Regions from separate parts of the Mus musculus genome. Here region 1 is linked to region 2. A link is a loop called in an ENCODE intact Hi-C map of the cell type or tissue named here. Cell type or tissue: heart. All regions are shown on one strand. Links, peaks and the distances in the headings refer to the core of each region. The heading gives the core; the rest is flanking DNA. Region 1 overlaps Wipf1 (WAS/WASL interacting protein family, member 1). Region 2 overlaps Wipf1 (WAS/WASL interacting protein family, member 1).

What was found. Hi-C counts contacts between places; a loop is a spot of excess contacts. Peaks named below come from ENCODE experiments on the same cell type or tissue, not always from the same donor. Only the 100,000 strongest peaks of a DNase experiment are listed, where the experiment ranks them.
Region 1: a loop joins it to region 2, with 2.0 times the contacts of the local background. A loop is called at or near these places in 3 of 42 quality-filtered maps.

Annotation. Positions count from the first base shown.
Region 1 is chr2:73,489,073-73,494,449 of GRCm38, reverse strand. All of the region lies in intron 1 of Wipf1 (WAS/WASL interacting protein family, member 1), which reads left to right. Among named protein-coding and RNA genes, the nearest start is that of Wipf1, 38 kb to the left of the region's middle. In heart, for the core only: a CTCF peak has its summit at 2,311; DNase peaks (open chromatin) are centred at 2,319 and 2,823; H3K27ac peaks cover 1,384 bases.
Region 2 is chr2:73,433,897-73,439,273 of GRCm38, reverse strand. Wipf1 (WAS/WASL interacting protein family, member 1) reads left to right here. Exons shown (of 8, transcript NM_153138.4): 5 at 1,583-2,320; 6 at 4,116-4,328; 7 at 5,131-5,244. Among named protein-coding and RNA genes, the nearest start is that of Gm13707, 50 kb to the right of the region's middle. In heart, for the core only: no CTCF peak of the experiment used is centred there; a DNase peak (open chromatin) is centred at 2,103; H3K4me3 peaks cover 338 bases; H3K27ac peaks cover 930 bases.

The sequences.
Region 1 (5,377 bases), core at 73-5,072, 55 kb before region 2:
AACAAAGGTGGTTGGTTATTTCTGTATATAAATTTGTCCTTGGAAGTTAATTGGCGGGTATTATGTTGTGTTTAGTACCTAAGTATGTCATTGAGGTATATACAACAGTAATTTAGTAAATTTTAGGCATTGCCCAGAGTACCAACTTTATTTCCAAGAGCTGATTGAAGGCAAAGAAAATAATAGATGTTGATATACAAAGTATGGTGTTCCTCGTTCATTATGACTATTACTAATTAATAAACTCTTGACAGATGTTTGTGTTCTGTAAATTTACTTCCTTTGCAGAGCATGTAATTTAGGCTGTCTGCAGCCACTTCAAAATCAAAATCAGAGTCCAGGAAAAAAAAAATAGGATAAACACATCAGGTTGGGTTTGCTGTTACTCAGCTGGATATGACCCCCACTCTAATTATACCCTGCATAAATCTGGGGCTTCCCACGACCAGATTCTCCCTGGAGTCTCCATCAGAGAACACCCACTTTAATACCAGGAGCCTTAAAGAACACATCTCTTTAATCCAGGTTTCTCCAAAAGGCACTAAGTAAGTGTTTATAATACACACACTTCCCCGAAGTTCAGTGAGGGTACCTGTTCTTCCCTCAGAGCCCAGGGCTGATTCTAAGTATGGTTTTAATTCTCCCAAGCACATGGCTTCCCATTAACAATGGTGCTTTTCTTGCCTATTTATCATGGCAATGTTGTAATAAGTGCTGCAGTACCACCTGCAGGCTCATAGCTGTTTTGTGGAGCTCTAATTGAGGCTTCCTAGAATGATCTAAACTTCATTCCTCCTGATTCCCAAATAGCCTTTGTCGTCTGCATGCAGAGCACCTCAGAAGTGAAGTCCCTTGCTTGACCAGTTGTTTTGCTAATCTAGAACTTCCTGAGCCTAAAATTCTCTACTTATCAAGAATGGCACGCCTTCAGTCTACAAGAAAGGACAGGGGCAAAGTGGTAGGAGTTCTTGCCATCCAAGTGTGAGGATCTGAGTTTAACCTTCAGGGCCCACATAAAAAGTGGTCTAAAGTGATGTGCTTATAATCCATGCCCTGGTAGATGGATGTAATCCAAGTGGAGGTCGGAGGGGCATTCCTGAGGCTTGCTGGGCAACCAGTTCAGCAGAACCTGTGAGCTCTGGTCAGTGAGAAACCCCACTTCAGGTGGGGAGCGGGAGCGGGAGAGGGGGGGTGGGGAGAGGGAACAGGGGGTGGGGAGAGAGGGAGAAATTGAAGAAGAGAGCTGATGTTAATTTCCAGCTTACACACACACACATACATATAAACATATATACACATGCGTACACACACATACACACAAATACACAATACATACACACACATGCATACACACACACACACACACACACACTGAGTAGCGTATGAACACAGGCATCATGGTTCTTAGAACTGTCCTGCCTGCTTCTGGAATCCTGTATTTACTGTGATTCTTAACCTCATCCTGGGTGACAACAGGAATTTTTTTTTATGACTAACAATTATTTTTATTCCTAATAATTACATAATTATCATTTTGAGAACACTCGTGTTTTCATAATTCACTTTTAAAATAGGGACTTTCTAAATATTATTTTATCTTTCAGGGTTTTTTTCTTTTATTGAAAATAGTTTTGTTTTTTTTTTTCACGTGTATATATATATATATATATATATATATATATATATACACATACATACATATACATATACATATATATCTCCTGATTATGGTTCTCCCTTCCTCTGCTCCTCCTAGCTCCTCCCCACCTCCCTCCCATCAGGATCCACCCCCTTTCTGTCTCTCATTAGCAAATACACAGGCTTCTATGGGATAATGATAAAATAGGAATAAAAAAATCTACACATTGGGATAGAACAAAATAGAAAAAAAAAAGAAAGAAAGAAAGAAAAAAAGCCCAAGGAAGACACAAGAAAAAGAGACACACATTCTCATTCTCGGGAATTCCATAATACTGTGATGCTATGTATGCAAAAGACCTGTAAGGTAAAAAAGAGAGAATAAAAAAATACATATATAAAAAAAAAACAAAAAGAAAAAGACAAGGAAAAAAGCCTGACCCAACATTGTGAGGCAGTGACCCAACAAAGACTCCCTTGAGCTTGCTTTCTGTTGGCATTTACTCCTGGGCATGCCCTACCCTGAGGAACAGTTTGTGTCCCCAGTGAGACTCCTTTGGAGAACACTAAATTCTAATTTTCAATTTGCTAGTCATTATCATTTGGAGCTAGTATCTGGGTTAGGGATGGGGCATGTGTCCTTCATCCTCTCAGCTCTAGGGCCCCCCCTGGAGGAGACCTGTGTAGCAGCATGGCTTTTCTGTGTCCCTAGCCATTCTTTTTATGAACAAAGAAACTCCTCATTTCCCTTCTATCTTGATTAGCCATAAAGATGAACAAACAGCTTGGTTATTTGCAATCCAGTTCCGTAAGGTTGAAAGAAGCCAACTTGGTGTATGGCGTCAGGCCCTGTGGCATGCCAGATAGTGAGCCAGCTAGGGAGGGAGGGAGGGCTCTGACTTTGGGAGCAGATGGTCCAAAGCCTGATAATTCCAGCTTCCATTACATTGCAACCACACAAACAACGTTCCACTGTGTGGGGCACCATCAGGAGAACTTTGTCAACCTTTCAACTTCCCTTTAACTGCTCCAAGGGCTCACAGATTCCGTGCATGTAGTCTTTTCGAATGAGTGGGAAGGGGAAAGCCTTTACATGATGTAATGCCCCAAAAATCCCCCCACAGTTTCTGAGGGAAGCAGTTGCTCTCTGTCTGTCTGGACAAGCTGACTTCAGTGGGACGCTTTTTCCTAGACAACCCAGGGCAATGTGCATGGACGGACTCTGGCTCTCCTCTCTCGGAGCCTGAACAGCAAGAGGACTGTTTGCACGTGCACAGGAAGTGACACTGGATGCTGTCAGAAGCTTTGGTATCAAATCCTAGGTCCACCACTTATTTACTGGTTTGGGGGAAATCCCTTTAATTCTTGAAAGGTGGCTCTCTCCATTTGGGACGATAAACCTGAATAATTAAAATTGATCTACTTATGCTTAAACAAAAGCACTGTTATCTAGCAGTCTATCGATTCTTGGCAGTCCTACCTAACCAGTTTCTGAGCAGTAAATCGGAGTTCCTGGAAGTTATTTCGATTGTTCCTAGATCTCTATCCCTCTTCCTTCTTTACTGTCGCTCCAGTCTGTGAAAAATTAAGTATGGAATTTAAATGTTACTCAAATGCATACATTGTAAATGTAAAATGTGCACACACACACACACACACATACACACACTGCTGTACAACCAACACATGCATTTTGTGGCCAGAATTCCTTCCTCCCACCCCTAGTCATACCAATGTTTAAAAGATTGACAACTACTTCATTTTCAGAAATGAGAAGTTTACAGGGTCCAAGTCCTCTGACTTCTTAGCTGTCCATTAGGAAAGTCAGACTTCTGGCTGCTTTTCTCAGTTGAATTCCTTAGCTCTTTAGAGGATGTGTTAGCATTCCTGTGATCCTGCCTCATTCTAGAGCAGATACCTTAGCTGGTCACTCTAGTAATGAGGCGTGAGGTAGTCAGAAACACCTTGGGCAACTTCTCTCCTGTAGATCCTGTAGCAGGTTGTCCTAGTGTCTGTGGGCCTCAGAGCCTAAAGTTTGACATTCCCCCCCCCCCCCCCCAGGATGGTCTTGGCTGTGTCCCAGCTTTGGTTTCCTGGATGCCTCTACTCCACACTATTGGTTAGAACTATAGTTTACCCTCCATACAGGAAGGGAGGAAGTCAGTGGGGAGCTTGCAGTCTGCCCTCTGCCCTCTGATAGCATTTCTAGAGCCTGGTGTAGTGGCACTCCAGTCTTCAGAAAGCTGAGACCGGAGGATTGCAAATTTGAGCCCAGTCTGGGCTTCATAGCAAGACTCTATCCTATCCCTCATATACCTCCAAAGAGAACAGTTTCAAGTGCTCTGTAATGTCACCCTTAGCTCTGCCATTATTGTTACTAACATGAAGCTATATTTCCTGTAAACGGCGACTTTACCGCTACCAGGGTCCTGCTGACAGTGCTCTATCACTGACTCAGAAAGGCCACTTGCATTTAATATCTAGAGAAATGTATAGGTAGGATTTCTAAACCATTAAAATTGAATGCACGTATTCACGGTCAAGATTAGAGGATATTATAATAATAAAAAGCATGTTCAGTCAGCAAAAAATTAAGAAAAAGGGGAAACAAAAAAATATAATAATATGTATACTAAAAATGGAAACAAATGTGAGCAGATTAAGTTCTAATAAAACCATTGGGTCTCAGAGACATTAAACAGATGATGGAGATGTAATTCAGTGGTAAAGCACTTGTCTACCATGACTGAGCCCTGTGTTCAACTCCCAGCATGGGAAGAGCAAAACACTTGCTGGCTGTTTGCTATCTTCAGGATTGTGTGTCAGTTAACATTGCACAGCAATTCGGCAGCAGCTGGTAAAATGCCAACTAACAAAACAAATGGAGGAATGGAAACTTTATTATTAAATATAAAAACCTTAAGCAAAGCTATAGAAACACAAGAGTGTAAATCCAAGAAGACTTATCCACAGTGAACATGAGTATGACTGTCTTATCACTTAATTAAATGAAGCAAAATCTGTTAGTGCAACTAAAGTAGTGAAACACATGAGATATAACTGAAACGTAAAAATACAAATACGCTTTCTCATAATCATATTAGGAGTTAACGAAATCTTTTCAGAATTGGATTGATGAACAAAAGGTATACAAGAGAGTCTTTGAGTGACATCAGGATTACTTTTGATTTAGCTAAAGAGATACAAGGTATTTGTAGGAAATGATTAAATACAATTTTAAAAACTTTTGTTCAGCTGACCAAGAGAGAGAGAGAGAGAGAGAGAGAGAGAGAGAGAGAGAGAGAGAGAGAGAGAGAATTAGACATGAGTTATCCACATGTAGAAACAGAAAAGTGTTGAAACTTTGTTGGTATTTTTTTTTGTGTGTATGAAAATTTAAAACATTTTTGCTTATAACACATGAAATACAACATATCTATAACTACAGTCTAATAGTTTACCATGTGTACATAATTGAAATGCTGGGGTCAGGGTAGCTGGCGCATCTATCATACATTTCTCCTTTGTGTTTTGAACAAGGAAAATTCTTTCTATTGCTTTCTGCTTTAGGAACACACAATTAATTGTTGTTAGCCACAGTTACTGGCTGTGCTTGATGACTTTGAACTTGTTCTCCCCATCCAGAGGCACCCTTGTATCTATTGGACATCTTTCTCCATCTTCTGTCACCCTTCCCAGCCTCTGCAAGCACCCGTCCATCTTCTGCATCCTGGCAGTG
Region 2 (5,377 bases), core at 155-5,154:
CAAATATAAAATTATTCCCCTGAAACACACAAAAGGATGCCAGGCGGCTGACAGATGCATGCACTCGGTGCTTTTAACAAAGACGGAAAAATTAAACAAAAGGAAAATGAAGAAGGCTTTGAAGTCAGTGCTCGGGGCCTGTGCTGTTTTAAGGTGGATGGTAACTTCAGCTTCTATGTGAATTTGGAAGACATAGCGTAAGCCAGTGGGCAGGATTATACCACCTACTCCCTCTACCTGAAGTGTGCACTGCCTCGTCTTCCCAACGCTGGCTACTTGTTAGGCCTCCACTCACAACCTCTCCTCAGGGGCACCACTGTCTGCAGCTCCCCCACCAGGCCTGGCCCCTCTGAGCACTCTTGATCGGTCAGCTTCCTTTCTGTGCTAACAACTATTAGACAAGGCTTCTTCACTTGCATATCATTTGTTTCCCATAAGAACAGAAAAGACAGGAAAGAGAACTGTTTTTATTTTGCTCATCCAGCTGTTTCTAACATCTAGGAAAATGGGTGTGCGGTAAATATTTGTGTGTTACTTAATTCCTGGTTAAAGTGGAAGATGTTTCCATGGTAACCATTTTTTTCAAGAATGACCTTGTGGGACTGGAGAGGCAGCTCAGGTGTTGAGAGCAGCGGCTGCTCTCTCAGAGGACCTGGCCTTGAGTCCCAGCACCACATAGCAGCTGACAGTTCTCTGTAACTCTAACCCCAGAGGATCCAACACCCTCTTCTGGCCTGCAAGGGCACTGTAAAACATCTGGTGCATGAAGGCAAAACACCCATAATCATAAAATAAAAATAAATGAATGTTAAAAAAAAGAATTAACTTGGGTTTCCAATTTGGGGAGAGGCTGTTGAGAGCCCCTCCTCTCTCCCCCACTTAGTCCCTCCTTAAACCATAGTTTAGTGTGACCAAATTCCACTACACTTGTTTCAGCAAGTGTTACAGAGTTGTTACATCTTCCCAATACTGAGGGTTGGCCTAGTCCTGAGAAGACGCTTGCCTACTTTGCAATGAAGTTCTTACTCATACAAAGTTTTCCTTTCTAATTATTTTTAATGTAGTCATAATTCTTCACTAAATCCTTCCCACTCCACCCCACCCACATTTATTGAACTTTTTTTTTTTTTTCTCAAAGGGACTAGATAAACCCTCACACACAGAGAGAGACTTTCTTTGGAGTAACTCCATTCACACACCTAAGATGGCTGACTGAACATTTTTTTCCCCCAAATCTGAGCAGTGGGCTCAGGGAGATCCATGACAGCCATTAGCAGAAGCAGAAGGTTCTCCATGCTGCCCTGTTCTGTCTTCTAGTCACAGCGACATTTCCAGAACTATAGCAGGTGATGCGGTATTGCATGCTTTTGAAACTCTGGCTGTAAAACCAGTGCCTGATAAATAGAGCTATATCTCCGCCTCCAGGAGATGGACACCAACATATCAAACAATTTGTTTTATTATAAAGCTACTAGTTACTGGTAATCAGTGCTCAGTGGGAAAGGGCCAGCACGCACCCTTGCCCTCTGGGTTTTGGGGGGCTCCTCACTTTTCAATCCGTATCCGCTTTCTTGTTCTTTAGATTCTGGAGGAAGCCGACCACCGATTTTGCCACCGGGAGGAAGAGCCACATCTGCCAAGCCCTTTTCACCCCCGAGTGGCCCGGGGAGGTTTCCCGCACCCTCCCCAGGCCACAGGAGTGGGCCCCCAGAGCCACCCAGGAACAGAATGCCTCCCCCGAGGCCTGACGTGGGCTCAAAACCAGATAGCCTTCCCCCTCCGGTACCAAATACGCCAAGACCTGTTCCGTCGAGTCTGCACAACCGGGGATCCCCAGCAGGGCTGGGAGCCCCCAGGCCCCCCTTTCCCGGGAACCGAGGTGCTGCTTTTGGAGCAGGCTCTGCGCGCCAGAACCCCTCCGGCTCCTCCTCTCCGTTTCCTAGGCCCCCTTTGCCCCCCACCCCAAGCCGAGCCTTGGATGACAAGCCCCCTCCACCACCTCCTCCCGTGGGCAACAGGCCCTCCATGCACAGAGAAGCGGTGCCCCCTCCCCCCTCACAGACCAGCAAACCTCCAGTGCCTTCCACCCCGCGGCCTGGGTTGGGTTCGCAGGCACCACCTCCTCCTCCACCGCCCAGCCGGCCAGGGCCCCCTCCTCTGCCTCCAGCTTCCAACGACGAGATCCCCAGGCTGCCACAGCGGAACCTGTCCCTCACGTCCTCTGCACCTCCATTGCCTTCACCTGGACGCTCAGGGCCTCTCCCTCCCCCACCCAGCGAGAGGCCCCCTCCTCCTGTAAGGGATCCACCAGGCAGATCAGGTATGGCAACGCGGGGATGTCACCTCTCTAAAACCCTGCTCTTGCTCTCCCAAATGTCTCAAACAAAACTGAGTAAAGCCATGTATGCTGCCCCATACCGATGGTCTAATGTCATGGTGGAGCCGTGACCTCTCAAGAAAGGGGCCAGATAGTTTGTGTCTAAGAGGCAAGCAGACTTTCATCTTCCACCGGGCCCTGCTCCCTAATGGGAAGCTGGGTTGTCTTGGTTGGAAGTAAGTCCCCATGAGAGTGCCCATAATGCCAAAGACAAAGCAGTTACATCACAACCGGAATGAACTCTTTCCCTCTCCCTAGGCCAGGCTGAGTCTACATCTCTGCCCACAGTGCAGGCGAGCTGGAGAGGTGGCATGTTCAGAGGTCAGGAGCACTTCTAGCAGTGGAAACAAATACCTGGACAAAAGCCTGTAGCTCGGCTCAGAGAGCTGCGGGAGCCCCAGGCTCAGGAGGAAACGTACATCTTATTTAGAAAGTGGTTTCAAATGTGTTGGTAATACACACACACACACACATACATATATATATATGTATATGTATATGTATACACACACACACACACACACACACACACACACACACATATATCTTTATTTTATATCTAAGTATTTTTGAGACAGGCCCTCACATGTAACCCTGGTTAGCCTGGAACTCAATTTGTAGACCAGGCTAGCCTTAAACTCATAGAGATCCACCTCTCTCTGCCTCTGGAGTGCTGGATTGTATGTAATACTTTTAGTTTGCCTTTTCAGTTATTGCTCCTGGCACTGTTGTGACCAAGGTGACAACTACCTTATTCTTGGTAGACAGGGACCCACGCTCCACTGCCAAGAGCATACCCAGGAGCCGGACCCACCACCTACTGTCTGTAATGGGAGAGTAAGATCAGTGGTTTCTCATTTCCTGTGCCTCTCTACCCACCCACCCACACACATACTACACACACACCACACACACATAAACACAACCAACACTCACACATACATACAACCACACACACACACAGAGGAAAATACTGTACATGTAAAAACTTAGTACTGGAGCCAGCAAGGCAATGGGCTCAGCCAGTAAGGATATTTGTGGCCCATGCCTGACGACCTGAGTTTGACCCCTGGAATCCAGGTGAAGATGTAAGGCAAAAGTAAACTTTCTAAAGCTGCTCTCTGAACTCCATATGTGTGACATAGTGTGTGCACACATATACGCACAAATAATTTACATTTTTATTTTATTATATATGTGTGTGTATTGGTTTTGAGACAGGGTTTCTCTGTGTAGCCCTGGCTGTTCTGGAACTCTGTAGACCAGGCTGGCCTCAGAAATCTGCCTTGCCTCTGCCTCCCAAGTGCTGGAATTAAAGGCACGCACCACCACTGCCTGGTTTTAAATTTTTTAAAATCTAGAAATCTTAATTTTTCTAAAGGCCTAAACTAACTTTATAAGTATCTCACTCCTTTTAAACAATTCTTTTGTGGTATCGCAATAATTAGTTCAGTAAGTCCTTAACAGGGTAAAATGCTTTTTCAATGACATGGTTCTCAATATAAATAGTTATCTGTTTCTAATTTCACTGTTTAGTCCCCAGCCTCAGTGGTTACTTGAAGCCAGACAGCCCGTTAGCTGCTATTACATGCACTGACTTTACACATCCCCTTCATGTTTCTATCCGTGTCCACCTTTTCTCCTTTTCCCTAGCCCAAGGGCGTGTAGTCAGCAGGAACTCCACCTTGCACAGTGATGATGACCAATGCTTCACCAGATGTCTTGTCTTTTGCTCCAGGCCCCCTCCCACCACCACCTCCAATAAACAGAAATGGAAGCACAGCTCGGGCCCTGCCTGCCACCCCTCAGTTGCCATCCAGGAGTGGAATGGACAGTCCCAGAAGTGGGCCTAGGCCTCCTCTTCCTCCTGACAGGCCTGGTGCTGGGGCGCCGCCCCCACCCCCACCCTCCACATCAGTTCGAAATGGCTTCCAAGACTCATCGTGTGAAGGCGAGTGACGTTCGTTTATTTCAAGTGATGTCTCTCGTTCCATCATTGTTATCCACCCTGCACAGAACATTCCATTTTAGGGCTCACCATGATGTCCTAGCAAGATTCCTCCCACTTTCCAAAAGGGTGGCTCTTTTTTTTTTCCTAGTTAGTTCCTTGTTTGAGTTTCAGTGTGGTTAACTTAATTCATCAGAGATTTTGTAAATTTTTTGGTATTTGCAAATTAACCATCTTATGATCTACATTTCTGAACATCTGTGAGTAAGGCCCAGTTGCTTCCCTCTGTCATGTTATCAGAAAGGTTGATTTCTGAGTTCGAGGCCAGCCTGGTTTACACAGTGAATTCCAGGACAGCCAGGGCTACACAGAGAAACCCTGTCTTGAAAAACAAAAAAACAACAACAACAAAAAAAAAAAAACAAGAAAGGTCCCAGTTAGACTCACCTACCTGTTCTTCCAGAGGACCTGAGTTTGATTTCCAAAACCTTTTGATGTACAGGCATCCATGCAGCCCAAATACCCATACACATAAAATTAAAATAAAATGAAAAAAATAAATGGTGGAGTTAAAATGCCCTGTATCTTAGCCCCCAGCGAGACCTGAGGATCGAGGTCACTGAGGCAGCCGGGCACATGAATCTCCCTGTGGCTTCTCTGTGCACTTCCAGCCACAAAATTGGAACTGGTTTCTGTGCACCTCTGTCTCTCCCTCTGTCTGTCTATCTGTCTGTCTGTCTCTCTCTCTCCTCCATGTCCTCCCAGCGGATTCCCTGCACTGAGGTTCTGTTTGTTTCTCCCACAGATGAGTGGGAAAGCAGATTCTACTTCCATCCGATTTCTGACTTGCCGCCTCCAGAGCCATACGTACCGACAACCAAGACGTATCCCAGCAAACTGGCCAGAAACGAAAGCCGAAGTAAGTATCTCTGCCTGAGCGCTGTGCAGGCTCACACTGTGAGAGCCTGGGTTCCAGAGGCCAGCCCACTTGCCTGGGGTGGAACAGGAAGCTCCTTTGAGAGCTGTGTGCACTCTGGTAGCCTCTCAGGTAT